Regions from separate parts of the Homo sapiens genome. Here region 2 is linked to region 1. The links are chromatin loops, found by intact Hi-C in ENCODE. Cell type or tissue: Caco-2. All regions are shown on one strand. Links, peaks and the distances in the headings refer to the core of each region. The heading gives the core; the rest is flanking DNA. Region 1 overlaps SLC44A1 (solute carrier family 44 member 1). Region 2 overlaps SLC44A1 (solute carrier family 44 member 1).

Region 1 (12,567 bases), core at 2,261-10,260:
GGTATAAATATTTGTCCCCTCCAAAACTCATGTTGAAATTTAATCCCCAGTGTGGCAGTATTGAGAGGTGGTGCCTTTAAGAGGTGATTGGATTATGAGAGTTCCTCCCTTGTTAATGGATTAATGAATTATCATGGGAGGGGAATTGGTGGCTTTGTAAGAAGAGAGATGTGAGCTAGCATATCAGCACACTCGACCCCTCATCATGTGATACCCTGAGCTATCTCAGGACTCTGCACAGAGTCCCCACCAGCAAAAGGCTCTCATGAGATGTAGAACCTCCATCTTGGACTTCTCAACCTCCATAATTATAAGAAATACATTCCTTTTTCTTTATAAATTACCCAGTTGCAGGTATTCTGCTGTAGGCAACAGAAAACGAGTGAATACATCATCCTTCCATGTCCAACTACTCCCCAGCCCTAGGCAACTACTAATCTACCTTATGTCTCTATACATTTGTCTATTCTATACATTTCATATAAAGAGAATTGTACCATATGTGGCTGGCTTCTTTTATGTAGTGTAACACTTTCAAGGTTCATCCATGCCATGGCATATATAAGCACTTCATTCCTTTTAATGGCTGAATAACTTTTCATTGTGTGGATATACCACATTTTGTTTATCCTGTCATCAGTTGATGTACATTTGTGCTGTTTTCTGTTTTTGGCTATTAGATGCTGCAGCTGCTATGAATGTTCATGTACAAGTCTTTGTGGGGACATCTGTTTTTAGTTCTCTTGGGTAGATACGAAGGAGTGGAATTGCTGGATCATATGGTAACTCTATGTTTGATATTTTGATGGACTGTCAGATTGTTTACAAGAGCAGCTATCATATTTTACATTCCCAGCAGCAACGTATGAGGGCTCCAATTTCTCCACATTCTCACCAACATCTGTAACTGCCTTTTTATTATAATTATTCTAGTGGATGTGAAATAGTAACTTATTGTTGTTTTGATTTGCATTTCTTGATAGCTAATGATGTTGGCTATCTTTTCATGTGCCTGTTAGACATTCACATAGCTGTTTTGGAGAAATGTCCCTCGGAATCCTTTGCCTATCACAGATTTCTTTCAGATCTCTGAGTAAGACAGAGTAAGGCACAGATATTCACTAGATATTGTCACAACATTATGAAAAAATTATATTACAACAAAAAGCAAGGATGACAGTAGAGTAAAAACAGCACTTGGAGGCCAGGCGTGGTGGCTCATGCCTGCAATCCCAGCACTTTGGGAGGCCGAGGCAGGTGGATTGCTTGAGGCCAGGAGTTTGAGACCAGCCTGGCCAACACAGTGAAACCCCATCTCTACAAAAAAAATACAAAAATTGGCCAGGTGTGGTGGCACACAACTGTAATCCCAGATACTCAGGAGGCTAAGGCAGGAGAATCACTTGAACCCAGGAGGTGGAGGTTGCAGTGAGCCGAGATCACCCCACTGCACTCCCACCTAGACCACAGAGTGAAACTCTGTCTTTAAAAAAAAAAAAAAAAATTCCGGGCACGGTGAATCACGCCTGTAATCCTGATCACGAGGTCAGGAGATCGAGACCATCCTGGCTAACACATACAAAAAATTAGCCGGGCGTGGTGGCGGGCGCCTGTAGTCCCAGCTACTCGGGAGGCTGAGGCAGGAGAATGGCGTGAATCCGGGAGGTGGAGCTTGCAGTGAGCCTAGATCGCACCACTGCACTCCAGCCTGGGCGACAGAGCAAGACTCCGTCAAAAACAAAAACAAAAACAAAAACAAAAAGCACTTGGGAGAAAGTACAGGAGTCAAAGGACTAGAGGTCGAAGAATGGCTGCAGTGGGCAAAAAAGGACATGCAATGCAAGATGGAAGGACAGAAGACCATGGTGAGAGTGGGGAAAGTTTAGAATTACTCTGAATTGATTTTATAGGTAGAACAATTAAGGGTGATGACAAAGACCAAGCTGTGTCTATGAAAAACGGAACCCTGAAAGCCTCCCCTGAGAAAAAATTTAAGCAGTTCCCAGGGATAGTGAGAATCAATGAGACAGAATATGTGAGAGTGCTTTGTAAACTACATAAATTTAACAGTTGGTTAAAATAGCTGTGTTTTCCCCATCTAGGTTAAAAAGGGACGAAGCCTTGATTAAGTAACTTTGAAGCTTGTTTTAGATGATGATAATGAAGATGATTATAATAAACAACAGTTAACGTTCACGATACCAGGCACTGTGCTAAGGAGTATACATGATTTATGATCTTTACTCCTCTAAAACACCCAAGGAAGTACTGCTATTATTTTCATTTTACAAATGAAGATCTTTAGGCCAAACATTACTGTTGTTATTTTCAACAGTGTAACCTGTCCTTTGATTATCTGCCTACTGGATCTACTCGTACAGATACATCCCCAGTTGCATGAAAAATCTTACCTATCATAGAAAAACTCTAAATGTTGTTCCCATTGTATTGCTTTTATATCAGAGAATCAAATTTTTGATAATCAAACATGCCTACCTTGGTATTATTTAATTTCTTTCTTTTTTTTTTTTTTTTTTTTGAGATGGAGTTTCACTCTGTTGCCCAGGCTGTAGTGCAATGGCATGATCTCGGCTCACTGCAACCTCTGCCTCCTGGGTTCAAGCAATTCTCCTGTCTCAGCCTTCCAAGTGGCTGGGATTACAGGTGCCCGCCACCACGCCTGGTGGTGTATTTTTTTTTTTTTAATAGACGGGGTGTTGGCCAGGCTGGTCTCAAACTCCTGACCTCAAGTAACCCGCCCGCCTTGACCTCCCAAAGTGCTGGGATTACAGACATGAGCCACTGCGCCCAGCCTTATTTAATTTCTTTATTGCCTCAACAATGTATCAATTATTGAAATTATACAAAGTATAATATTCATTTATAATATTGAAATTATACAAAATATAACAACCATTAAAGTATAATATTCATTCAATTATACAAAGTAGAACATTGATTTTAAAATATTTAACCCATGTGGAACTTATTTTGCATGGTATGAGATTAAAGTAGATCTAAATGTAGCTTTCTTCACAGTATCACTCAACCCAATATTTTTTGTTAAACACTGACTACTTTCACAGTATTTATTTCTGCTGTTTCTATTTTGTTCCAATCACTGTTCTTAACCTATGTCCAGGTAGTCTTGTTGTTGTCCTTTGGAACAGGTTTCGGCCTAGAATGGCAATACCCCTTTCATTCTCCTCTAAGTGACACAATTATTAATTAGATAATGACAACCATAGATACACGACCTGTACTCACACAATGAGTAACCCTTCACTCCCACCTTTTATTTGGCTAGTATGCTAACTGCCAACATTTAAAAATCATAAGACTGATACACTCTTCTACTCATTAACAGACTTCCGGCTTCTTTTGAAAACTTAGCATCACTGGCCCCATCTACCCATATGCCAAAACTCACCCCAATTAGCAGCTATCTCCTTTACATGGGGCACACACACGTAAAGTCCAAAGTGTCCAATATTCCCTGTTGTCTTATATCCAACCCATGGTGAAACCCATATGTTTCCCTTCCTGCCTTCAAAACCAGAAAGTTCACAGCTAATTTAGTGCTTTATGTCAGTAACTACACTTAGCCTAGATTTCTGGTCTCATCTCTTCTCCACTTCCACGGTGTGCCTCCTGATCTTTTTTATTCCCATTTCATTGTCTTACAATATATGCACCTACTTCTAATCCTTTCAAATTATTTTGTGAATGAGAAACAATTTAAAAACATTTCTCCTCTGAAATTCTTCCCTGATCCTTTACTCTGTGATTTATACTATCAATCAAGTTCAATGCACATCCTACTGGGATCTTAACTGGCACTTTATTAAATCTATATAATAACTTTGTTAGTATTGTCATCTTTACTATATTAAGACTACTCAACCAGAAGTAGATTATATCTCTCTTGTTTTTTTTTTTTAATTAAAATACTATAACTCTCTGTATTTGGTCCCACATATATCCTGTTAGATTTTATTTTAATAAAACAAGTATTATATTTTTCATTGTATTTTCTGTGCACTGATAAGACAAACGACTGACTTTAGTTAGGCATCTGCTTTATAACCTATAATTTAAGCGCCTCATTTCAAGATACGTTTTTGTTGAATCTCCTAAACATTCCAGGTTATAGTCCCTTGTCACTGGCAAATAGTATTATTTTTCTTTCTAACTACCTATACATATTCTAGTTATCTCTTTTATTATGATTTGCTGCAACTAGTTATTTAAAATAGTGCTATTAAAAAGATGATGTCCTTGCTTATTTAATTTGAGGTAAACTATTTCTATTTCTCCATAATACTGGTAGCTGCTATTACTAGAAACTCCATCAGCCTCCTTTCATGCCATCAAACCTATAACAAAATCTATTTTTGACAAAGGTGGCAAAGTAATTCAATGGGGAAGATAGTCTTTTCAATAAATGCTTCTGGAATAACTGTATTTTTGTATGGGAGAAAAAAGATAAACCTTGACCTTTTCTTCACACCATAATCAAAAATTAAATCAAAATGAATCATATATATCAACATAAGCGCTAACTAAAAAACTTTCAGTAGAAAGCACAAAAAAAAATCATTGTGAATTTGGGGTAAGGCAGTAATTTCCCAGATAGTACACAAAAAACATGAGCCATTAATAAAAACAAACAAATTCAACTTTATCAAAATGTAAAACTTTTGCTCATCAAAAGATGTCACTAAGAAAACAAAAAGCAAACCAAAGATTAGAAAAAATAATTGCAAAACACTTACCTAACAAAGGTCTTGTATACAGATTTAGTGCTCATAACTCATTAAGACTAACCAGTTTGTTTTAAAATATGCAAGATATGAATACTTCACAAAAGAAAACAGATGGATGGTCAACCAGCACTTAAAAAGATGGTCAACATCATCGGTCATTAGAAACATGCAAATTAAAACCACAGTGAGATACCACTACAGATTCACTAGAATGGCTAAGAATAAAAAGAACAGAGACATGCATGGTGACATGCATGGGACTGTACCTATAGTCCCAGCTATATGGGAGCCTCAGGGTCACTTAAGGCCAGGAATTCGAGGCTGTAGCGTGCTATAATCATGCCAATAAATAGCCATGGCACTCCAAACTGTGCAACATAGTGAGATCCTATCTCTAAAAAAAATAAAATAAAATAAAATGTAACAAATAACAAAAAGTCTCATAATACAAAATGTTAGGAGGAAGTGAAGCAAATATAACCCTCCTACTATTGTAGTGGGAATGCAAAATAGTGCAGCAACCACTTTGGGAAACAGCTTGATAATTTCTTATAAAGTTAAACATCCTCACCACATGACTCTGCAATCTCAATGCTATATATCTAACTCTTCAAGAGTAATGAAATATATTAAATTACATACACAAATTGTTAAAGCAGTATTACTCACAATAGTAAAAAAAAAAAAAAAAAAAAAGTTAAATATTGAAATAACCCAAATGGCAAAAAACCTAGTGAACAGATAAACTGTGTTATAGCCACACAATGGAATATTTCTCAGTAATTTAAAAGGAACTAACCACTGATGTATTTAACAACATGCATGAATCTCAGTAGCATTATTATATGTTTTAAAAGGTAGACACAAAATACTACATAATATATAATTATTTGTATATGACATTCTAGAAAAAACAAAACTATACTACGAAAAGCAGATCAGTGGTTGTCTAGGGACAAGAATGGGGGCAAGGACTGACTACAAAGGGGCACAAGGTAATTTTCTAAGAGCAAAAGAAGTATGGATTGTGATGGAGGATGCATGACTGCATATAGTTACCAAATTCAAACTACACTTGAATGAGTAAATTTTACTATATGTAAGTTATAACTCAACAAAACTATAACAATGAAATATTTTTAAATTTCTTCCTGAAAATCGACTTTACAAAATCCAATTTAATTTAATGAGCCCCAGTGTGTAGTAAGAATTTAACCTTACTCAGAAAGAGATCTGGACTTTGCCCTTCACTTCTGGGAGTTAATTTCTAAGCCTTATAGGAGTGTCTTTGTTTACTTGGTGCTCTTGGGTCACAGAAGTCTAACAATGTGTTTTAGGGTTGGGGTAGACCACTCCACATACTATTTAGGGTGGGCGTCGACCACCCTAGAAAGACCAACAATGTTGTTTAGATTAAGAGTTTGGGATCACATGGTATCAAATTGACCAGAGGAGCTGGAGACTGGAGCCTGAGTCAGCCATATAATGGAGTCCCAACAAAAATTATGAACACTGAGGCTTAGGTGAGCTTCTTTGGTTAGCCATACTCTGTGTATTGTCACACACTGACACTGAGAAAGTACTGTGCTCGGACTCCGTGTACTCCACTCTCCCCAAGGGAGACAACAATGGAAGCTCTGCCCCATGCACTCCTTTTGTTGGCTGATTTTACTCTATATCCTTTCCTAAAAATAAACCATAACCATGAGTACAGTAGCGTTCAGTGAGTTCTGCAAGTCTTCCTGGCAAATAATTTGCCAGGAAATAGGTGGTTTTATGGACCCCTGATCTTGCAATTGGGGTCAGATATAAGGGTGGTTGTGTGTGGACTGTGTGCCCTCTAACTTCTTAGATGCCCTCAACTCTGACACCCAGGTAAACACAAGTGGGTGGCAAACCCACTTGATTGCCATCAAACTCATAGTTGAAGCAGTTAATAATTACCTGAAGTATATTACAAAGGTCATTGTCTATCAGCTCATGAACAATGACTAAAGCTTGTAAAAATCTTCACAGGTGTCAGGTAACCTAGAACCAACTCAAGTAGTGAGACTTCAGATTGAGCATTTGTACCAGCTGTTTAACTTAGACATGGCAAACATATACACCTAGTCAAACAACACGGAGAAAAACCAATCATCCCTTCCTTGCCGCCTAGCTGCATACATGTCATCTAATTCTGTTAAACAGGTTTTCACTTCCCTATTTAGAATTGGCAAAACATTTTGACTTTGAACTCCCGCATTTTCTAAGGTACGTAGCTGGATCTCCTCTTTCAAATTGCTCGCAGTATTTTCCACAGCAAGTATTATCCTAAAGGCAGAAATGCACTAGCAATACAGATGTTACCTTTGTAAAGAGTTTAAAAATTTAGGCTTAAGAGTAGTATGGTCACAAAATATGACAAAAAAATCTCCATAAATTTACCTTCTGAAAATTTAGTTAGCGTCTTTACAACTTCTAATATTTTCCATGAGAGGGAATGAAAGTTTAGGAAAAAAACTGTATAGGCCGGGTGTAGTGGCTCACGCCTATAATCCCAGCACTTTGGGAGGCTGAGGTGGGGGGAACATTGAGGTCAGGAGTTCAAGACTGGCCTGGCCAACATGGTGAAACTCCATCTCTACTAAAAATACAAAAATTAGCTGGGTGTGGTGGCAGGTGCTTGTGATCCCAGCTACTTGGGAGGCTAAGGCAGGAGAATCTATTGAACTCGGGAGGCGGAGGTTGCAGTGAGCTGAGATCTTGCCCATTGCACTCCAGCCTGGGTGACAGGGCGAGACTCCATCTCAAAAAACAAACAAACAAAAAAACCTGTATAAATAATACAATAAGTTTTCATTTAGAACGTCACAGATGTTACTATTTCCAAATGCTTGTAAATTTGGGAGGAAATAAGTTCTCAAATACAAGTTTATGTGAGGTATCTATCTAGGCTGCTCTTTTCCACTTTATGCTAAAGTGGGAGTGACAGTAGGTTAGAGTTAGAATCAGAGAGTACTGACAGGAGACAGAGAGAGGAGTGCTTTCCCTCAAAGCAAAGCCAAATTCATCAAAGGCTTAGAGCATCTCCATTTGTTTAAACGTATCCCTAAGTGTGGGAAGAAGTAGGTGATCTACTGGGCTGCTCTGAGGAATACCTTGACAACAGGTAGGGAGAATACTCTGTAAAACTTAAGAATTAGTCCAATGGACAAATGTATACCTCTCTTCTTCTGAGCTTCTACAACTCCACAAGATAGAGTCAGGAGTACAAGATAGAGTCAGGAGCACCTTCCTGTGTGTGCCAGTCTTCTCTGGGCTTTAGGATGGCCAACAAGAATTCCAACCTGTAGACTCAACCACACTATTCCTCAGACAGTGAGAACCAAGCTTGGTATTCTAATCAGAATTCCATCTTCACTAGAAGATGGGCTCCTGGAGCCACCTCTCAGTCCCCAAACCCTCATAACCATCTAGTCACCTCTTCGTCCAATCACCATTATGTGTACCATCCTTCCACAGCCGACTTTACTTGACTTTACCCTGATAAAATGCAAGCCCTGCCTTGAACCCCCAAAATATGACAAAAAATATTTTCAAAGACATCTCCATAAACTTACCTTCTGAAAATTTAGTTAGCATCTTTATACCTAAATGAGGCTCCAAAACTCTGCCTAAAATTACCCTGTCCCTGAAACCCTGTCACTGGCTGAGAGTCTTCAACTCATATGTACAACCTGCAACCAAGATGCTGCCCTAAGGGGAGGTCAGAGAGATTCAAGACTGAGAATCTGACCCAATTTTGCTGGAGGATGGGAGTCATGAGCCATAGAATATATGCTATAGAATATATGTTACCTCCAGAAGCTGAAACTGACTCTCAGTTTATAGCCAGCAAGGAGATAGGAACTCAGTCCTACAGCCATGTGAAACTGAATTCTGTCAATAGCCTCAATGAGCTTGGAAGAGGATTCATTCCCTAGAACCTCAAGAAAAAAATCACAGCCCTGTCAACACTTTGATTTCAGCCTTCAAAACCCACAGCAACCAGCTAAGCCATGCTGTGCACAGACTTCTGATTTACAGAACTTCGTTGTTAAAAGCAATGAATTTGCTTCAGTTTCCGATTTACAGAACTTCATTGTTTAAAGCTTCTTACTTTATGGTAATTTGTTACAGCAACATTAGGAAAGTAATACAATGGTGGTTCCAGTACTATCACCAAATTGCCTTCTTTTCCTCTCCCCACCAGCCTGCTGTTAGGAACTCAGGAAAGTGGAGTCACTCAGCTTTCAATAGACAACACTTTTACATGACATTTCATCACTGAACTGTCATAATTTCTCTATGTATTTTGTCTTCCCCACTAGAATGCAAGGTCTTCAAGCACAGGGACTACAGATGTCTTTTTATCCTTTTTTTCCATTACCCAAGTAATGTATATATCGATTATAGAAAACTTAGGAAAAAAGAGATAAGTATAAAATTAAAACCATCCATAATTCAACAGCTAATCACACTGTTGACATTTTCATGTCATTCTATACTTTTCTATGTACATGTATATTTTTACATTTATAAATAAAATCATGCTGTACATACTGGTTTGCAATTCATTTTTCCCTTAATAATGTTATGCATATATTGCATGCTATGGACATACTTCTACAGCATCATTTTTACTGACTCCACAGTATCTAAGACCGGGCCAGGACCTCCCATTGTAACCTTTCTCATGGCCTTCCCATTATAACCTCTCATACCCTTACACCTCTCTCTTCAAAACGCTTCCTATAGCTATAATAATTTGTGATTGTATGATGATTTTATTGTTGTCTCCACAAAACTGTAATTCCCATGAGATAAAAAAAAAAGTATGTTTATTTTGCTCAAGACTATAATCTCAAGTGCCTAACTCAAAGAAGATGGCCAGGAAACAGAGTTCACAAATGAATGAATGAATGAATTTAACCAAACGCTTTTTTCAACCACTTAGGTCGCTTGTTATTTTAGTATTCGTAATAGTGGTCTGTAGGACACAGCTGATTTTCCATAAATATTTGCTGAGGGCTAAATAAAATAATAAACATAATTTTCAAAAAAGGTGAAGGATAGTCACTCAGTAAACAGCAATATGATTTAAGTCATCACGAGGAAGAGAAGTCCTAGTCACATAATGAAACACTGTACAAGTGCTTAGCTGATAAGAGGATCTTCCATGCAAATATTTTAGCATATTTTATCTATATTTTTCTAGTTCTTTTTCAAACAGGAACAGGTATGCACAGTCGATAAGATTCAGTAACTCTTTAAAAAGTCTTCAAAAGAGGCATGTTTTACATGCTAATTAAAGAATAATATTCTCCCTAAAATAGATGGTTATGTGGTATAGTATAGGCCCAGAAAGTTTGGCAATCATTTAAAGTGTGAGCACAGTTTTCATATTGGTACAATCCCCTAAATAATCCTCTGCATAAGTTAATATGTGATCACGGGGTAGACTGAACCAGAGACACTAAAGATACAGGACTATGACTTTAAAGAAGGTGATCAGTGGCCACTAAAGTCCTATTCTGTATATGTGTAGATATTGCAAATATGGAGTTTCCTTAAAATAAGACCACTGTTTATTAAACAATCAATTATCTTACTTAAAAAAACCCTACTATCAATTTGAAGCTAAGTATTTTTCAGTAAATATTGAAAACATACAAATGGTAAAAAAAAAAAAAAAACAAACAAAAAAACGCAGTTCATCATCACAATTCATATTCTTTATTTGACAGAGAAAGAAATAGACAAAATTGCCTTCAAATTACTCAAAGCCTTCCTAGATTGTATAAGGGCTTTGGTGCCTTTCAAAGTTTTTTTAATGTGAATGGGGACTCGTCAAGTTCCCCTAAAAATTTCTTTCATCTTTAAACGTTAGGAGGGAGAAACTCCCAAAGCAAAAAAGGTGGGAAACTGGAATTACCATACAGCTCACCAGATCTATTTTAGTGTATGATGCGAAGAGCACCGACTGAGGGTGAGAATTGAGTGCTGGTCTGTCTCCATCAAGTCACTCATGTTTCCTAGACTCAGTTTCTTCACCTGTAATATGATCTCAAGGATTGTTTTAGCACATACATTTTAAACTTTGAGTATCTTGCCAATGAGAACAATTAAGAGAAAGAAGTAAAACTCACACTCTGATTCTGTTTTTACTAGGTAATCTGGTAAAGATTATGCAGGAAATTGAAAAGAGCTCAAATAAAATGCACCCCCTATAGATTTTACTCATACATAGATGCTATCATCCTCCGCAGACCTCTAGTTCTTTACAACCTGTTAATACAGATTATCTGACATTGGAGAGGCATTTTAGGGCAATGGAGACTTTATCAGTGACTGGGACTTTAAATGCCTTCCTTGGAAGAAAGACAAGAAGATAAAAAAGAAAATTAGATTTGTGCAAAAATATATGTTTAAAACCTCTATGGAATAATTGATACTGATGTGTGAGATACACTGGGAAAACTTCTTGGAGTAACAAAGAAAGTAGACACTAAGCTCTGTGTTAGGACTGTTTGAAGAATGAGGGAAAAGTTCTAATAATGACTTAATACTTATGTCAAAAAGATTAAGAGCAGTTCCTTACTTACTGTCACCCAGTTTTACAATGATGGCCTATGCTTACTAAGAGCTACCACCACTTTGCCATATCTTCTCCCATCTCAGGCACCCAGCACATGGGAGCATCTTTGATAGAAGCACAACATCCCTGCCCTCACCCCAATCTTCTCCCCAGAGGCAAACAAAGCTAGACCTTTTGTCCCAGCTCAGTCCACACACTCACTAATTCAGGCATCTTGCAACTAAACAGGACCATTTCTGCTCTGTCCAAATTGATATGGAAGACAGCGAGCTTCCTCTCTGGCAATAATAACAATATTAGTAATAAGGCTGGGCGCAGTCGTGCACGCCTGTAATCCTAGCACTTTGGGAGGTCGAGGTGGACAGATTGCCTGAGCTCAGGAGTTCGAGACCAGCCTGGGCAACATGGCGAAACCCAGTCTCTACTAAAAATACAAAAAAAAATTAGCCAGGCACGGTGGTGCATGCCTGTGGTCCCAGCTAACTCAGGAGGCTGAGGCAGGAGAATCACTTGAACCCAGGAGGCAGAGGTTGCAGTGAACCAAGATCACGCCATTGCACTCCAGCCTGGGTGACAGAGAAAGACTCTGCCTCCAATAATAATAATAATAATGATAATAATTTTTTATCTAAAATTGACATATATACTCTAAGCCTACTTATATATTATAGACCTAAAGATTGTAGACAATCTAGAATGTGACAGAAAAAGTATGTTTTTGGAATTCCCAATCAGAGTTCAAAATATATTACTACCACCCTGATCCCCACCATCAAAAAAATGGCAGCCAGCAAGGAACAAAGGCCCTCAGTCCAACAGCCCTCAAGGAACTGTATGCTGCCAACAACCACAGGAGCTTAGAAGGGGAACCTCCCCTCACTGAGCCTCAGATGAAATCCCAGCCCTGACCAACAATTTAAGTGCAGCCTTATGAGAGACTCTGTGGCTGAAGACCCAGGTAAGCCACATCCAGATTTCTGACCTACAGAAAGTGATCACAGATGTGTCTTGTTTTAAGCCACTAAGTTTACAGTAATACTGTTACCTAGCAACTGCCAATTAATACAGACAGAGGAGAAACACACAATATAATTAGAGTGCAAACTGAAGGCAGTAGAATAACAAGTATAATATAGGGACGTTCAGGTAATCAAATTAAAGGAAAGCTCACTATGGATAAGG
Region 2 (12,567 bases), core at 2,877-10,876, 67 kb after region 1:
TCTGATGGTAGGAATCTCTGCCTTCGTAATTTGATCTTAATGTGCACACTAATCATTTGTGCTCCAGAGTCAACTTTATTGAGGCCATTTTCTTCACCCTTTCCTCTCTTACTGCTCTCCAGAGCCTTGTTGGCACTCAATATTAATAACACAAGCATCAATTATATTAACCCTTTCGAAGGCCATGAATCTCCAAAGACTGACTAAACATATAAATATCCATTACTTATTTAAAAGTGTATTTTCAGGAATTGGTGAATTATGGGGAAAGAACACAATTACAGTAACAAGTAGTAAACTTGCTGTCATGACAGACTTGTTCAGACTTAGTTCTTAGAAGAAAATATGGAAGGGCCCTGGAGGATACGCACAGTAGCCATTGGTCCTTACTTAGAGTCTGAAGTTTATAACCACCACTTTCAGACTCTGCTCCAAACTGTCGTACCCTGGCCTCTATAGTTTGAGGTGCACTGATTTAAAACCAACCTACACATAGACTTTAAAGAGAGAACAAACAGGCGTGGTGGCTCACACCTGTAATGCCAGCATTTTGGGAGGCCTAGGCGGGCGGATCACCTGAGGTCAGGAATTTGAGACCAGCCTGGCCAACATGGTGAAACCCCCTCTCTACCAAAAAAAAAAAACAAAAACAAAAACAAAAATTAGCCAGGTGTTGTGGTTGGCGCCTATAATCCCAGCTACTTGGGAGGCTGAGGCATGAGAATCCCTTGAATCCGGGAGGTAGGGGTTGCAGTGAGCCAAGACTGCGCCGCTGCACTCCAGCCTAGGCAACAGTGCAAAACTCCATCCCAAAAAACAAAACAAAACAACAAACAGCAAACAGCACACACAACCTCTGAAATTAAGAGACAAAAAAGTGGTATCTAAGGTACATTCAATCTACCATTTAATATAGCAGTCCTTGGAACAGCAGAGGGAAATACAGCAGGAAGTGCACAGGCTTGGAACTACTCCCAGTTTTACACTACTTGGGCGATCCTAGTCAAGGTACCTAGCCTTTCTGAGTTTCTGTTTCCTCCTCTGTAAAATGAGGCTAACTGGGACCCACCTCAGAGTTATGAGAATAAAATGAGAACTGCATGTAAAGCGCTTAGCCCAGAGGCTACCACACAGTAAATCCCCAGCAATGACTGGTGTTCTCTATATTCTATATGCTCATGACTTAAAGCATTTTCTGAAATCCAGTTCTGGGTCTTCAATTCCCTATGGAAAATACCGCCTGGAGGTATTAATATCAGTACCACCTCCAGTCAGTCCATACAAAATTGAATTCATCTTCCCCTCTCCACAAACTAGTCCCCATCTCAACTAACATGTCTAGCCATTATAATACCCTTCTTCCATGATGTGGCGTTCAAAACATCTGTTCTTTCCTTCTCTTTCATCCCACATATCCAGATTAAGTCAGGAAGGTCTATTTTATTTTGACTCCACAATAACTCTTCTCTGTTTCCTGTTTACACTGGTATGAGTTACTGAACAGCTCCCTGGGCGGCCTCTGCCTTCTATTTCTCCCATTCAGGTGCAGTTATGCTGTCAAATTAATCTTCCTTAAACCACTCTGAAAACTCCTCCATGGCTGCCCATTTTCCTCCCCTTCAAATATGAATGCCTTCCCCAAATGCAACATAACATCTCTTCACTCCACTCTGGTCAGGTCTCCTTTCCATACTGACAAGCAGCAAGTTATTGTCTGCTTCCTTGCCTTTGACCAACTGTTCTTTACACTGGAATTCCTCTCCCTGCTTTCTACTAAAATCTGTCTGCCCTTCACTTTTTCTAAACCCCATTCTTCCAGACCAGATCTTTTGCTGGAGAATCATTTTCAGGAAGCCAACTCCCCAACTATTCTTTCCTCTCTTGGTTTCCCCGTCCCCTGAACTCCTTGCCACCCAATTTAGCCTCTAATTATTTATGTTTGTTTCTCTCTTTGCACTCATTTTCTAGACACAGTTTACAATCTGGGAGCCAGGCACGGTAGCTCATGCCTGTAATCCCAGCACTTCGGAGGCCAAGATGGGTGGATCCCTTGAGCCCAGGAATTTGAGGCCAGCCTGGGCAACATAGGGAGACAAGACCTCGTCTCTACAAAAAAATACAGGCCAGGCACAGTGGCTCACGCCTGTAATCTCGGCACTTTGGGAGGCCAAGGCGGGCAGACCATCTGAGGTCAGGAGTTTGAGACCAGCCTGATCAACATGGTGAAACCCCATCTCTACCAGAAATACAAAATTAGCCAGGCGTGGTGGCACATGCTTGTAATCGCAGCTACTTGGGAGGCTGAGGCAGGAGACTCGCTTGAACCCGGGATGCGGAGGTTGCAGTGAGCTGAGATCATGCCACTGTACTCCAGTATGGGCAACAAGAGCGAAACTCCGTCTCAAAGAAAACAAAAACAAAAACAAAAAAAGGCCGGGCGCAGTGGCTCACACCTGTAATCCCAGCACTTTGGGAGGCCAAGGCGGGTGGATTACCTGAGGTCAGGAGTTCGAGAGCAGCCTGACCAACATGGTGAAATCCCACCTCTACTAAAATACAAAAATTAGCCCTCTGTCGTGGTGGGCACCTGTAATCCCAGCTACTCAGGAGGCTGAGGCAGGAGAATGCTTGAACCTGGGAGGTGGAGGTTAAAGTGAGCTGAGATCACGCCACTGCACTTCAGCCTGGGTGACACAGCAAGAGTCCATCTCAAAAAATAATAAAATAAAATAAAATAAAATAAAATAAAATAAAATAAAATAAAATAAAATAAAAATAATACAAAAATTAGCTGGGCGTGGTAGTGCATGCCTGTAGTCCCAGCTACTTGGGAAGCTCAACCAGGAGGATAGCTTGAGCCCAGGAGATTGATGCTGCAGTGAGCTGAGATCTCACCACCGCACTCCAACCTGGGTGACAGAGAGAGACCCTGTCTCAAAAAAAAAAAAAAAGAGTTTCCAGCCATTTTGTAATCTTAAGAATGAAAGCCATATGCTTACATAATGAAACCAAAAGGAGAGTGGGTCTTTGATAAACGAGGAGTCTCATATTAGCCCTGAAACACTACTTCTGGACTTACTTTGGGTAAGAAATACATTTTTATCTGGTTTATCTAGTTTCTTTCAGTTTTCTGTCATATGCAGCTGGATCTAACTCTTAAATGATACTCTGTCTCACAATAAAATTACCACAAGAATATAAACCAGGCTGGGTGTGGTGGCTCATGCCTGTAATTCCAGCACTTTGAGAGGCTGAGGTGGGCAGATCACTTGAGCTCAGGAGTTCAAGACCAGCCTGGGCAACATGGCAAAACTCCATCTCTACAAAAAATACAAAAATTAGCAGGCATGGTGGTACATGCCTGCAGTCCCAGCTACTCGGGAGGCTGAGGTGGGAGGATTGCTTGAGTCTGGGAGGTGGAGGTTGCAGTGAGCCGAGATCCACTACTGCACTCCAGCCAGGGTGACAGAGCAAGACCCTGTCTCAAAAATAAAAATAAAATTTTTGGAAGTCAGGGTACCTTTCCAAAACTCAAACACAAAAACATTTTTAAGGGAAGGATTAATGGTTATTAGAACATCAGGGAGATTTAGTTTACATTAATATTGTAATTTCTGAGATACATTCATGAGTTGTGCAGTTTGCTAAAAGTATCTGAGGCAAGTTTTATTATTGTTTATATTTTATAGCTGGTGAAACTCAGGCACCAAAGGTTAAAGAATGTGGTCCAAATAACTCAACTAGTGATAAGGTGGGATTCAAATTGATATAGTCTGGCTATAGAGCCCACCCTCCTGCCAGTACACAATGATGTTCAATCCTCTGGATTCTAACAGCTGTTTAGAGAAGAAATAGTGAAAGGACTTCTGAGGAAGGCAAAAGGCTACTCAATGACTAAGGCAGGACCATTTAGTTGGCAATGAGGAAGTATAACAGACTAAATTCAAATGGATTTTATTAAGAAACAGGAAGAAAGTTTTACAGCAAATATATGATGTTTTAAATTAAACTTTTTGCCATTATAAATAATGCTACAATAAAAAGATTCTTACATATAGCATTACTCAACTTTAGAATTACCAAATAAAGGATGTTAACTTTTTTATGGCTCTTAATGTATCTCAAGAGGGTCATTCCAATTTATTCAGCAAATCAATAAAGTATATTTGAGTCAAAACCACTTGGGCAATTAATATTATTTTGTTAACTATTACCAAAGTTACAGCTGTGAAAGGATGCCTCTATGCTTTAATTTGGTTGTTAACAAGATTGAACATATTTACACACTGGTTTATTTCCTTCTGTAAATTATGTATTGCAAGGATGCATTTTATATACTGTGAGAACTCTTTATATCAGAGATATTCTAAATAATGACATGACTTTTCAGTTTAATTATTAAAAAAAAAAAAAAACAAAAAAACCTGAAAGTAAGCAGGTTAAAACAAAAGAAAACAGAGGCTCTCTTTTTTTCCCTCTTTAGTGGATTGTACTCATTATTACAGCTCCTTAAGTGTATCAGCTGGAGGTGGAAAAAAAATAAGGAAAATAAAAACTATCAGTTTTTTGATACTCAATTTTGAAACAGAGATAAACACAGACAGAAGTGAGACTTCAAAAGAGGTAGAAAAGGAGATTGTAAGCTAGAGAGAGAAGAGGTTATACTAACAGCCAAGGTGCTCTTGAAGGACCATGGCCTGCAAGAATACTAACTCACCACTTAACCATTATTCCAACCTCAAATGCTCTTCTTCATCTGAAGCTGTCCTTAGCTCAGAATGGGAAAGATGCAGTGGGGGTGAGCAAAAAAGAAAGACAGGGGTTTCAGCAATGGCTTGAGCAGCATCACTAGGACAAGAAGATAACTAACTGTGTGACTTTGAACTACGAACTGTGAAGTTCATAATGGGGCTATAAGTAAAATGTTAGGAAACACTATAGAAGTCTGATTTAAAGACAAAAGAAAATGGCAAAACCATAGCAGATAGTATTGGCTGCCTACCCAGTCACCACGCCCAATCCTGCATCCCTGCCGCCACCTTGCTGGCAAAGTCCTCCTTTTGTTCCGGTGTTGCCCTGCCCCTCACTTGACTCAGAGGGAAGTCCTGGTTACTCTAAATCAATTGCAGAGTCCTTTGCCTTCCTCTTGTTAGAGCTTGTTTAGGGATAAGTGTGCAGCCCTCTCTAATTCCCATGAAAGGAAAACCACTGGAGATTGTCAGCTCAGCAAAAGACGGTAAGAAGAGCCATAGCCATCTTGGGATCTTGAGGGGAGCTAATTAAGAAAAAGCTACCTTCCGTAAAATGACAAAAAAGAAACAAGGAGAGAACTTACGTCCTTGCTGACATCAAGCCACTGAACTAACCAACCTGAAAGCTACCCTACCCCTTGACCTATAGGAGATAATCAATTTTCCTTAATGTTTTAGCTATTTGGATTTAAGGGTTTTTTTTATTATTATTATTTGTTTGTTTCTTTGTTTAAGACAGGGTCTCAGCCAGGCACAGTGGCTCACGCCTATAATCCCAGCACTTTGGGAGGCCGAGGCAGGCAGATCACAAGGTCAGGAGTTCGAGACCAGCCTGGCCAACATAGAAACCTCATCTCTACTAAAAATACATAAAATTAGCCAGGTGTGGTGGCGGGTACCTGTAGTCCAAGCTACTTGGAGGCTGAGGCAGGAGAATCGCTTAAACCCGGGAGGCGGAGATTGCAGTGAGCTGAGATTGTGTCACTGCACTCCAGCCTGGGCAACAGAGCGAGACTCTGTCTCAAAAAAAAATAAAGACAGGGTCTGGCTCTGCCACCCAGGCCGGAATACAGGCACGATCATAGCTCAATGCAGCCTCAACCTCCCAGACTCAAGAGATCTTCCTCCCACCTCAGCCTCCTGAGTAGCTGAGACCAAAAGCACACGACACCATACCTGGCTAATTTGTTTTGCTATTTTTTGTAGAGATGGGTCTCACTATATTGCCCAGGATGGTCTAGAACTCCTGGCTTCAAGTAATCCTCCTGCCTCAGCCTCCCAAAGTGTTGGGATTATACGTGTGAGCCACCAAACCCAGCCTTTTTTATTTCTTATAGCTGTAACATCATAAGTAGTTCAAAATGAAGAATTTTCTGAGATCATAATCATGATTATATTATCACAAATCTACAAAAACAAACAAACTTTAATACCTTCCCTGCTACTTAAATATCTTGAAGTAATCATGTTTCCAATTTTTCCATCTTCCTGCTGGTTTTTTTACTTTACATATTATAAACATATCCAGAAGTCAAACACTTCCATTTAATAATTTTCAGCATTTCTGGCAACCTTAAAAATTTGAATAAAAGTTGCTTTTAAGGGTTTTCCTACTAAATAAGTCTAAATATCTGGTTGTGGGATATTGTAGAGAGTAACTAAAAGGAATAATAATATTTTCACAAAAAAATAAATTCCAGGGGTTTATCAACCAAATGTTTGTTAAATGAATCCTATTATACAACATTATCATATTATACAATTACAAAGGAGTCCCCCAGAGGGGAAAAACTGGCATCCCTCTATTGAGTATAATAAAACATACTGAAAAATGTAAATCTGTTTTTTAAATTGCCAAAAAAATTACTAAATTTTACACAATGCATAAATTCAAAATTGGAACATTATGCTATGCTATATTCCAAATAAATTAGAAAACAAAAAGTATCAAAAAGGAGGAAATATTACTGTGTCAAAAACTTTAACCATCTTCACAGAGTGAATTCCCACAGCAGAGATAACAATGTCTAACTCTTTAATGACTTAAATTTTTCACCAGCTCAAACACGTTTTCTTTACAACGCTTGCCATAAAGTCTCACCCATTTGTGCCTGCTATAAAAACATCACCACTGTAAATCTGACTGGTCCATTACTTGAGCGCACTAGCCCTTTCCTGTCCACCTTGACCCAGTAACTTACACCTTTATAAGTATACTTGCTCCATACGTGACATGTATACCTTCAACAGACAAGCTGCTTAAGAGAGCCCTGAACATGCTGTTAAGAGTCTTCCAAAGAAGAATCGTTTTAAAATTCTTATAATGAATTTTAAAACCCCAGTGTTCTAAGGTAGGAGTTCAATCACCTCTATCCATGGAGGGAAACAGAATATCTGTTAATTCATTCAAATATTTCATGAGTACCTACCATGTATTGGTACCAGCTAAGCACCAAGATGGCAATAAACAAAGCAAACACGGCCCCTCTCTTCATCAACTCAGCCTAGAGCAAGGGTCAGCAAACATTTTCTGTAAAGGGACACAGAGTAAATATTTATGCTTGCAGGCCATAAGGCCTCTGTCACAACTACTCAACTCTGACACTGTCATATGAAAGCAGCTATAGACAAGTAAATGAATTAATATGACTGTGTCCCAATAAAACCTTGTGAATGAAATTAAAATTTCATAATTTATTAAATAAATTTCTCATGAAATCATATTCTTTTGATTTGTTTCAACCACTTAAAAACGTAAAGACCATTCTTAGCTCGTAAGCCATAAAAAACAGGTAGCAGGTCAGATTTGGCCCATGGGCTGTAGTTTGCCGCCACCTAGTCTAGACATTAATATTAACTGTAAAATTACGTGTTTACTGCTTTAAGTGCTCACAGGGAAAACACATAAGGCTATGAGAGTTTAATGAGGAGACATGGCCTAGTTTGAAGGGATCAGAAAAGGCTTTTCCAAGGAAGTGACTTTCAGACTGAAACTTAAAGCAACCAGCCAAAAGCCAGGGAGCAAAGCAAAGAGCCTCCTAGACAAGTGAACCACATATGCAAAAGCCCTCTAAGAGGAAGGAATACAACCAACTGAAGAATCTGTGAGGCTGCAGTGCAATGAGCAAAGAAAAGCACACCACAAGGTGACCCTATAGAGAGATGGAGAACAGCCACACACAGGGTCTTGTTGTCCAGGGTCAAGGGTTCTGGTCTTTGTCCTAAGAGCAATGGGAAACCATTAAAGGGTTTTAAGTAGGAGAGGAACACAATTAGCTTGGGATTTTTCAAAGATCACCAAGACTGCAATACGAAGAAAAATTAGAAGGGAGCATGAACAGTTACGGAGAGATCTGTAACCAAGGTACTGGGCTGGAGATGACAGAGGCTTGAACCGGAGTGCTGGCAGTGACGTTGAGAAGGTCAAAGAGGCAAGATGTGGTGACTAGATATAGAAGAGTGAGAGGCAGGTTCCCTACAGGACTCGAGTCTCCAGTTTCCACAACCAGGGCATTGGTATCATTCGGTGAACCAGAGATAAAGTACTGAAAAAGCCGGGGGTGAGGGGTACGATTTTGAGGACAGATTTAAACATGCTGAGTTTGAGTTGCCTGTACAATATTCTAGTGTAAATGCTAATTAATCAGTTGGATATAAGGATCAGCGACCAGGACAGTAATTTAGTTTGGGAACTGTTAACATACAGACTGTAACTGAAGCCATACGAGGGATGAAATTACCTAGAGAAAGGGTAAGGAAGAGTGGCTCTCAAACTTGGTGACACACGAGGGCTACCAGGGGAACTTTTAAAAGTTTTGATGCTGGCTACTCTGGGTGTACTATTATGGGTTAGCCCTGCTCTGCAAGAAGCACTTATAAAACAGAAAAAAAAACTTTTTTTGATGCCCAGCCCGCAGTCTTGGACCAATACATAAGAATCTTTGGGAATAGGACCCAGGCATCACTTCCATAACATTTGTAAACTTCTCCAAGTGATTCCAATGTGCAGCCAAGGATGAAAGGAAAAGAAAGCCTGAGACATTAAGAATTAATAGTACTGTACTACAGAAAGGACAAGAGATTAAGAGATTAAGCAGGTTTCTAATCCCAGCTACCTCATAATGTATCTCTCTGACCTCAGTCTACTTCATATCTCTACATTCTAGTTTAGATCAACAGAAAAGTGATAGTAGGTTTATCTCATATATCCCCTATAGTCCCAAAAATCTGAGGCAAAATTACAAAATTGAAATATTTCATTCTTTCTTTGCAGTTTGAGCAGGGGAAAGGGGAGCATAGAAAAACAACTATCAACCAATTACTGGTAGTAGAATATATTTTTATGAATAATTTTCCCAGGCCAATAACATTTTTAAATGACTGTACTGTTAACACATCAAATAGTATTTGATAGTATAGTATTTGTTAAGCCTGGAAGCATTCTAAGTGGACTAGTTTTGCTGTACCATGCTACTCTCCAGATGGCAACTGTAGAAAGTTCAAAATGGTGGTGTGAAATTTAACTTGGAAATTCCTTAATTCAAAATTTTATCTTTAGAAAAGTAAACATTTTCTAAAGATAAAAAAGTAGGCCGGGTGCAGTGGCTCACACCTATAATCCTAGCACTTTGGGAGGCCAAGGCAGGAGCATAGTTTGAACCCGGGAGTTTGAGACCAGCCTAGGCAACATAGTGGGATCCTGTCTCTACAAAAAATTTAAAACATTAAAAAAATAGCCAGGCGTGAGCTCGTGCCTATAGTCTCAGCTACTCAGGAGGCTGAGGTGGGAGGATCACTTGAGCCCAGAAGATCAAAGCTGCAGTGAGCTATGATCATGCCATTGCACTCTAGCCTGGGTGACAAAGCAAGACCCTACTTCACAAAAAAAAAAAAAAAAAAATTAGTAAACTGCAATTTAAGATTTGGGAATTGGCCGGGCATGGAGGCTCATGCCTGTAATCCCAGCACTTTGGGAGGCTGAGGCGGGTGGATCATCTGAGGTCAGGAGTTCGAGACCACCCTGGCCAACATGGTGAAAACTCGTCTCTACTAAAAATACAAAAAAAAAAAAAAATTAGCTGGGTGTGGTGGCGAGCACCTGTAATCCCAGCTACTTGAGAAGCTGAGGCAGTAGAATCACTTGAACCCGGGAGGCAGAGGTTGCAGTGAACCGAGATTATGCCACCACACTCCAGCCTGGGCGATGAGAGCCAAACTCTGGCTCAAAAAAAAAAAAAAAATTACCATTTCTACATTATTTTCCAATTTCGAAATTAACTTTGATTTACATATTTTGAGGAGTAGATCCTCTATGCTAACAACACAGTATTCAGAAGATGAAGGAAAAAAAAGGCTTCATGCCATGACTTCTGTTCCCGTTAGATGAAGTTTACTTTGCAGGTCTTAATTTAACTGAGCAACTTTAGTCTCTGTGGGTAATTCCCACTACACTCTTCAAATTTAATTTTTACCATCTCACTTCAAACTCCACAAAGCTGATACAGATGATGGTATTATTAAAATTGTTAAAGCACAGTTAGCATATGCAAATATTAACCAGCATTTGTAAACCACTTCTGATTGTTTTTTATTACTCCCAAAACAGAATATGAGTGCTACAAAAAGACAGTTAAATATACAGCCTTCAATTTGAAGACAATGGGATGAGACAGTGGACAAATGTCTCCTAACGCTAGACAGACAAGCGGCAGTTTGTTCAACTTGAAAGATTCTCCTCCATCCCTCTTACAACATTTAAGGTTAGAACTGAAGGACACAGAACTTCACAGAACTTGCAAAATCTCCTGGCCTCTAAAGCACTGCTGTGAGAAATAATCATCTAGCCATTAAGGACAAAGACTTACGGCAATTTGCTAAGTAATCTTTCAAAAGATTCATTCAAACTGGTTTGTCAATGGGAAAGAGCATTTAATAAATCTGAAGATTTACAAGTGAAATTTGAAGTTTAACATTACAAGGATAGAAATTATGTCAGGTTATACCAGAACAAATGAATTATAGGGAGATGGGAATAAATTTTAAGAGCCTTAGGGAGGATTAGTACTGTAAAAAGAAACTCAAGACTATCTTACTTTTACGTTCCCCTCAAAAGACTTTTAGGCAAAGACTGTCCTGTGTTGGTTTGTATTGAGCAATTACCAATATTAGTAAACAACTTGTAATGGTCACTAATTTTTAAAAAATAATTTAAAAAGTTCCTTAAGAGCCCTGACTCACTAGACACTTTTAAGATCCTAGATGTACATAGCTGATACAGCACAAATTATTTTGCCAATAATCTGCTCCTCTAGCAATGAAATGCTAGTATAGAATGTGACACTTTTCTTTGATCTAAATCCTAAAACAGTATAATTATTTTGATGGAAAATCATGATACCCAGACACTGCCAAGAAAATGAAAATAATACCAGGACAGATTACAAGAGATCAAAGTTTGGAAGACCACAAACTCTTTTATGAGAATCTACAACATAGCAAGAGACTGTAAGGGAAAATAAATTATATTTCAAAAGTGAAGCCCTGCTACAAAAAGAAAATGCACTTTATTTACATTGATAAAACCTGCCAGAGCTTTAAAGTTGCTGAAGATACTGCTGAGAAAAGCTAAACTGAACTGCAGATTACCTCAAAGCACACTGTTTTCATGTGTTGTGTAGGTTATCATTAGAGTTTGCAGACAAGCTCTTTTAAGATGTTGTAGCCACTGCTCCAACTAAAACATACACATTAAGCAGGTCATCAGGAGCAAAGGAAAACCTTGAACAATTTTGCAAGCTGATGGTACCACTGAAAGAACAGGAAGGGATATAGAAAAGGCAGGTAAATTTTAACTTAAACAGTCCAGGTTTGAGTTTAGAAGAGGACAGCTTGGCAAAATTAATCAACCAGCCCATAGAATTTACAAACAGTAGATGGGTCAGGTCTAGATTCACATTCGATGCCACTTGCCAGCCAGAGGTTCAAATATATGTCTACATATTCCCTCCAGTGACTACTGCTGAGCAACTATTAAGTACAAGGTACAGTGAGGCACTGCAGTAGATACACAAATAAGGAAAACAAAAACAGTTCCTGTGCTCAAGAAGCTTACAATCCAGTAGAAGGCATGAAACAAACATATTCTGAGTGAAAATACATTTGAGACCCCTGATAGGGAGCGGTGGCTCATGTCTGTAATACCAGCACTTTGGGAGGCCGAGGTGGGTAGATCACCCGAGGTCAGGAGTTCGAGACCAGCCTGACCAACATGGCAAAACCCTGTCTCTACCAAAAATACAAAATTAGCCAGATGAGCTGGTGCATACCTATAATCCCAGCTACTTGGGAAGCTGAGGCAGGAAAATCGCTCGAACCCAGGAGGCGGAGGTTGCAGTGAGCTGAGATCGCACCACTGCACTCCAGCAGCCTGGGCAACAAAAGCGAAACCCCGTCTGAAGAAAAACAAAAAAAAGAAGAAAATACTTTTGAGACCCCTAAGAGAGGCTGGAGAAGATGTGGAGTTGCAACCCTATTTTGTTTAAAAACACATATAGGAACAACAGTATTCTAAAACTGGTAATGCTCCTGAAAGGAGAGTTAAAATACCAGCCGATTAGTAACATTTCACAAATGAAGAAGGATGCCAAAAATCTCAAATAAGAAAAAAAAAAAAAAATCACCAGCTCTTTGGCACAAAACCTGCTCCTCAATGCTCCACTGAACACTACAAGTCCCTAAAGCTGAACTTAAAAGCATGTGACAGCTGTTGATTGGTTATAGGAATCCACAGGAAAAAAATGCACCCCTTGGGTGCATG

What was found. Peaks named below come from ENCODE experiments on the same cell type or tissue, not always from the same donor. Only the 100,000 strongest peaks of a DNase experiment are listed, where the experiment ranks them.
Region 2: a loop joins it to region 1, with 5 times the contacts of the local background. A loop is called at or near these places in 9 of 110 quality-filtered maps.

The regions. Positions count from the first base shown.
Region 1 is chr9:105,313,188-105,325,754 of GRCh38, reverse strand. All of the region lies in intron 3 of SLC44A1 (solute carrier family 44 member 1), which reads right to left. Among named protein-coding and RNA genes, the nearest start is that of SLC44A1, 75 kb to the right of the region's middle. In Caco-2, for the core only: no CTCF peak of the experiment used is centred there; DNase peaks (open chromatin) are centred at 6,624 and 6,894.
Region 2 is chr9:105,246,950-105,259,516 of GRCh38, reverse strand. All of the region lies in intron 1 of SLC44A1 (solute carrier family 44 member 1), which reads right to left. Among named protein-coding and RNA genes, the nearest start is that of SLC44A1, 8.6 kb to the right of the region's middle. In Caco-2, for the core only: no CTCF peak of the experiment used is centred there; no DNase peak of the experiment used is centred there.